Regions from separate parts of the Homo sapiens genome. Here region 1 is linked to region 2. Evidence: read pairs that join two places in POLR2A ChIA-PET (ENCODE). Cell type or tissue: MCF 10A. All regions are shown on one strand. Links, peaks and the distances in the headings refer to the core of each region. The heading gives the core; the rest is flanking DNA.

Region 1 (2,925 bases), core at 226-2,725, 54 kb before region 2:
AAACAAACCATTCTGTGGTGAAATCCTACAATAGTAAGTCATTAGAGCTGAGGGGATCTTTATAGATCTTATTAAAATCTTCTTACCAGAGGCCCTGGGGATTTGAACAATAGATACAGTCTCTCTACCCCTGTCTATACTTATTTACCGTCTCAAAAACTTTTAAATTAATAAGACTTGATTTCCCCTTTATCTTCCCTTCTGAAGGCCAAATGCCTCTTGCCCCTTTCAGAAATTGAGGAGTCATTTCTGTGTATGCTGCACATGTGACACTGTGTGTGTGCGTGTGTGGTGTATGTGGGTATGTGTCTGTGGGGGAAGGGTATGTGTTCATGTAACAAGTTGGATAAAGCATTGGTATTTCTTATATAGTTGGAAATTCCTATTTTATGCCATGAGCTTGTCATATGAGCAGGCCTCAAACTAAAAGGTCAAATAGACAAGTTCCTCTTCAGTTGTTTTGCTTCTGGGAAACCCAGCTCCATCCCTTGGGTCTGAGAGGAACTGAAAAAGCAAAGTCCCACAAAGCTGTGAGTGTTTCAATATTATCCCTATTGGAGCTGTGGCATTAAAGAAGATGTATCAGAAGGTATGACGTCATACTAACTGCTAACACTGCGGATTTTGACCATCAGCTAGAATAAGTCATATTTACAAGTTTCACATCAGTCATTTACTCAATAAGCATTTAGTGATTATAAAACTGCTTTTGCAAAATTATGACAATGTGTAGGGAAACACTCTCCCCAAACTGTTTTTCCTCTACTTTCACACCAGAATAATCACCAACACAGGGGAAGACTTCTGTGACCAAATGTCGGAGGGGCATTCCCCACACACCAAGCAGTGGACACCAGCTGGGTTTCCTCTAGTTCAGTTCTGACATTATCTACCTGGAGATAGCATCAGATCCCACAGGTGGGCTCAGTTCCCAAGACTGCCCTTCCACACACACAAGTCACAAGTCCAGGCCTCTGGAACTTCTGACAAACCAGCTTCAAGTTGGGGTTCCCACAACCCCCTCTTTGGGTTTAATTAATTGGAGGGAGCAGCTCACAGAACTCAGAGAAACACTTACCTACGTTTACTGGTTTATTATAAAGGATATTGCAAAGGACACAGATGAAGACGTGTGTAGGGAAAGGTAAGGGGGAACAGGCGCAGAGCTTCCATGCCCTCCCTGGGTGCTGGTCTCCAGAAACCTCTACTGTTCAGCTATCTGGAAGTTCAATGAACCCTGTCCTCTTGGATTTTTATGGAAGCTTCATGACATCAGCATTCCTTCCCTCAGGGCATAGCGTGGGATGTTCTCCTGGGAGGGTCTTAAACAATTGGAAAGGCAGGTGAGGGGGTTGGTGATGGTTGCGGGGGTGGACATGACACATTAGAGTGAAAGGAGGGCAGGAGAAGGTCAGAGACCTGCCTCTGAGGCCTAGCACACCCAACATTCTAACAAAAGGCTGTAACAGAGGCTACAGGAGTTATGTATGAGCCAGGAACCATGGGTGAAATCCAATATATATCATAATGTCACAGACAGTAAGAAATCTGACATAGTTGATTCCATCTTGCTTCTGGCTTCCCAGCTGTCCTTGGCCATTCCTGGGTAGGCCAAACTAACTTTGGGAGGAATCTAGTTTATGGTTTAATGTTAAAGCAAAGATGATAGCCCTTTCCAAAACTAAGCCATCTTTGTAAAACTAATGAAAGGCTACAATGTTAGGCTTATAGAGAGGGGCCTGGATTCCAATAAGATAGGCATGGTTTCTTTTATTTATTTACTTATTTATTTATTTTGAGATGGAGTCTCATTCTGTCACCCAGACTGGAGTGTAAATGGTGCGATCTCAGCTCACTGCACCCTCTGCCTCCAGGGTTCAAGTGATTATCCTGCCTCAGCCTCCCAAGTAGCTGGAACTACAGGCACATACCACCATGCCCAGCTAATTTTTGTATTTTTAGTAGAGACAGGGTTTCACCATGTTGGCCAGGCTGGTCTCGAACTCCTGACCTCAGGTGATCTGCCTGCCTTGGCCTCCCAAAGTGCTGGGATTACAGGCACAAACTACCAAAACTGGCCTCTGGATAGGTATAGTTTCTACAATCCCTTACTGCTCAGGGTTCATGTGGCTAGAGGTCACAAGATTGATGACTTTCCCAATTGCTCCTGTAGATAATGTCACTGTCATAGAAGCTAGAATTGGTTTTTTTGAGCTATCTTTCACACTGACTCCACCTGGGGTTGTGACTCATGACTCAATGGATCCTGTGACCTGACCCAGAAGTGGACTCAGCCCAACCAATCAGTATCACCCATTCCCCAGCCCCTTCCCACCAAATTGTCCATAAAAACCCTAACCCCCAAGCATTTGGGGAGACTCATTTGGGTGATAGCTCCAGTTCTCCTGCATGGGTTGGCCTCACATCAATTAAACTCTTTCTCTACTGCAGTGCTGTGGGCTCAATGGATTGATTTTGTCTGTGCAGCAGGCAGGAAGAATCTGTTGGGTGATCACAATTACCCTGCATGGCTAAGCACTGTACTAACTGTTAGGGATACCCAGAAGTCCTTGCTTTCAAAGAGTGTGTGATTTAGCAGCAGAAGGAGATATAATTGTAACACATTATAATAGGGTAAAACTGTAACATAATGGGTCAGTTGCCCAATGTGCAAAGCAATGTGCTGAGACACCAGGTTGCATCAGAGAAAGAGGTTTCATTGTAGGGCTGCCAAATGAGGAGACAAGAGGAAACCTCAAACCAATCTCCCCAAGGAGTTTGGGGATAGGGTTTTCAAGGGGTTTGGAGTGGGCTGAAGTGTGGAGATTGTTGATTGGTTCTAGAGTACAGGGTAAAGTTGCGGGACAGGGAGATGAAGAAGCTGTATTCTCATGCTTATTTGGTTCCTCTGTTGGGGGTCTTTAA
Region 2 (2,925 bases), core at 188-2,687:
CCCACTTAGCAAGTGACAACATGCAGTATTTGGTTTTCTGTTCCTGTGTTACTTCGCTAAGGATAATATTTTCCATTTTTAGATGATGAAATCCCTCCAGGTAGATTTTGGGTTCCTCAAACAATTGCTTCAGTTGAAGTTTGAGGACCGACTGAAAGAGGAATCTTTGAGTCTCTTCACCATTCTGCATGACAGGATCCTAGAAATTGAAAAGCATTATCAACAGGTAAATGTTCTCTTATTTCTTTTGTTTTATGTGGATTGATACTGTGCTTAGATGTGTATGCAGTGCAGTTTAGAATTTAGTAACTTGTGAGGGCAGTGTAATTTGCATTAGTTGTGTCTCATGTGGTAATTAATACACAGAGCTTCACTATGTGTCAGGGACTTGTGTAAGTACTTAGCATATGAACTGATTTAATTCTCACATTTACCTTATGAAGTAGGCACAATTATTTTCCCTCTTTTACAGATGAGAAAACTGAGGCACAGAAAGGCTAATTAACTTGTTCAAGGTCACCAGTTAAAAAACAGGAGAGGCCAAGCACACATGCCTCTAATCCTACCACTTTGGGAAGCCAGGGTGGGATGCTGGCTTGAAGCTGGGAGTTCAAGACCAGCTTGGGCAACATCGTGAGACCCTGTCTTTACGAAGAATAAAAGCATGAGCCAGATGTGGTGTTGCAGGCCTGTAGTCCTCAGCTACTTAGGAGTCTGAGACAGGGGAATCACTTGAGCCCAGGAGTTCAAGGCTTCAGTGAGCTATGATCACACCACTGCACTCTAGCCTGGGTGACAAGTCGAGACCCCCGTCTCAGAAAACCAAAAAACAAAACAAACGGACATTACTATTATTTCTGTGCCATAAAAACAAGCAAACAAAAACCATCTTTTGCTGACCACACCATGTTAAGTACCATGCTAAGCCCTTAAAATATATTTACTCTTTAAATCTCTCAAAATGTTAAAATGGAAATCCTATTGTCCGTGATTTACAGATCAAGAAACAGCTTGCCAAGGTTAAGTAACTTGCTTAAGGTCAGACAGATAGTTAAAGGGAGCAATGATATTTAAATTCAATACCATCTGACTCTAAAGCCTATTTGAGGCTGGGAGGCGATGGCTCAGGCCTATAATCCCAGCACTTTGAGAGGTTGAAACAGGAGGATAGTCTGAGCCCAGGAGTTCGAGATCAGCCTGGGCAACAAAGCAATACCCCATCTCTACAAAATAAATTAAAAAACAAATTTTTTTTAGAAAAGTATAAAGCCTATTTCTTGTTTATACTCCATGCTGAAATCAGAATTGATATGAGAATCATGGGTATTATTTTTAATGCACTCTCTTCTATTGTTAATCTAAACAGATCTAATCAAATCATTTGATTAATCGGAAAATAACTCTAGTTTGCAGACTAGCTGTATAGATTTCTTTTCATGAGCATATTCCATTCAAAAAGTACAAGGACTAGAAGAAGATAGGCATCACAAATAGACTTTACTACTTTTAAAAGCAATTCTAGGAAGGCACTGAAAGACTTTACTCAAGTGAAAAATGAAATGAAGTGTTCAAATTATCTGTATATATTTTATCTATATGATCTCTCTATTGCTTTTGGTTGAGTATAAGTAAAAATAAAATGTGTCATAACGGCTGCAGGGTGGGAGAAATGATTATGAACTGAAGTTTTCAATAGATTGTGATGATTCAGATGATGTTTTTTTACTATGAGTCCCTCCCTAGTAGGTGTGGGTCATATTTGGAAATACATTATGGTGCTTATTGCATTTATTTTTGTTTGCAGAATGAGGATAAGATGAGAAAATCCTTCAATCAGCAGTTAGCTGATGCCATAGCTGTTATCAAAGGAATGTACCAGGTGAGTTTCTGTTTCTGGTGCCGTAGTTGTGGGCAAGGCTAGCTTCAGCTGCTGTGTGCAAGGAGTGGGGATCACCTTGGCTTCCCAGTCTGTGTTTCCAGCTCTGAAGGCCTGTTTCCTCGATTTTCAGGTCACCTTAGAGGGATCAGGCCTAGGACTGTTTATGCTCACATTATAATGCTTTCCAGAAACTGGAAAATTCTAATCTGGTATTCAGGACACCTGGGCATGTACCAAAGTAATCCAAAGTTTATTTGGTGAGGCCATAGCTGAATAGACTAAGGTCAGATGGTCCTAAGAGAGAGTTCAGAGAATCTGTAGTAAATTCCAGTGAATGGTCTCTGACCCTTGGTGGATTAACTTTTCTAATGACAGGGACATTTCTATCTGCCAGACACATGCTTCATTTTCCTTCACAATGGGAAAATTCCTGCCTTTAGTGGTTTTCTTAGACTCAGCAAAGACTCTGTGCTTTGTTTAGCATTTATAACTATATTCTCACTTCGCATTTCAATATACTTCCATAAATAAATTTTTTGCATACTTCTTTTTGGGCACTGTTTACAAGTTTCTTATCATAGCACTCAACACATCTGTATTTAATTATGTAATTGCTTGTGAAGTATCTCCGTTCCATGCCAGACTGTCAACCTTAAGGATCTCCTGTGTGTTACTCTCTGCTGTGGTTCTGCCTTTAGCGCTGTGACTGGTACGTAATTAACAACCAGCTGCTGATTGCTAAATGCATGAATGGTCACCTGTACCTGTGGCAGACAGTGGTGACGCCTACTCAAATGTCATTCTCTCCACTGCACATTCTCCCCACTGCTTTTTACTGACAGGGGCACTTCCAACTATAGAAGCCAAAGTGCTAGATTCTTCCTCTTCCAGCTCCCTTTTCAGCTATAGCACAGACATAGGCAAAGTCAGGTCCCTAACCAATGAGACCTGAAGGTGAGTTGGCTGTGAGATTTTGGAGGAGGTTGTTCTTTCTCAGTAAAAGGGACTCCTGAAGATATCACTTCACACTGGTCAGAATGGTTATT

The links. ChIA-PET counts read pairs that join two places held together with the same protein. Peaks named below come from ENCODE experiments on the same cell type or tissue, not always from the same donor. Only the 100,000 strongest peaks of a DNase experiment are listed, where the experiment ranks them.
Region 1: POLR2A ChIA-PET joins it to region 2 with 5 read pairs; 7 of 35 experiments call an interaction of 5 or more read pairs at or near these places.

The regions. Positions count from the first base shown.
Region 1 is chr10:23,373,967-23,376,891 of GRCh38, reverse strand. No RefSeq gene overlaps it. Among named protein-coding and RNA genes, the nearest start is that of C10orf67, 31 kb to the right of the region's middle. In MCF 10A, for the core only: no CTCF peak of the experiment used is centred there; DNase peaks (open chromatin) are centred at 1,331 and 2,701.
Region 2 is chr10:23,319,695-23,322,619 of GRCh38, reverse strand. It overlaps C10orf67 (chromosome 10 open reading frame 67), which reads left to right. Exons shown (of 16, transcript NM_001371909.1): 3 at 83-226; 4 at 1,805-1,879. Among named protein-coding and RNA genes, the nearest start is that of C10orf67-AS1, 23 kb to the left of the region's middle. In MCF 10A, for the core only: no CTCF peak of the experiment used is centred there; no DNase peak of the experiment used is centred there.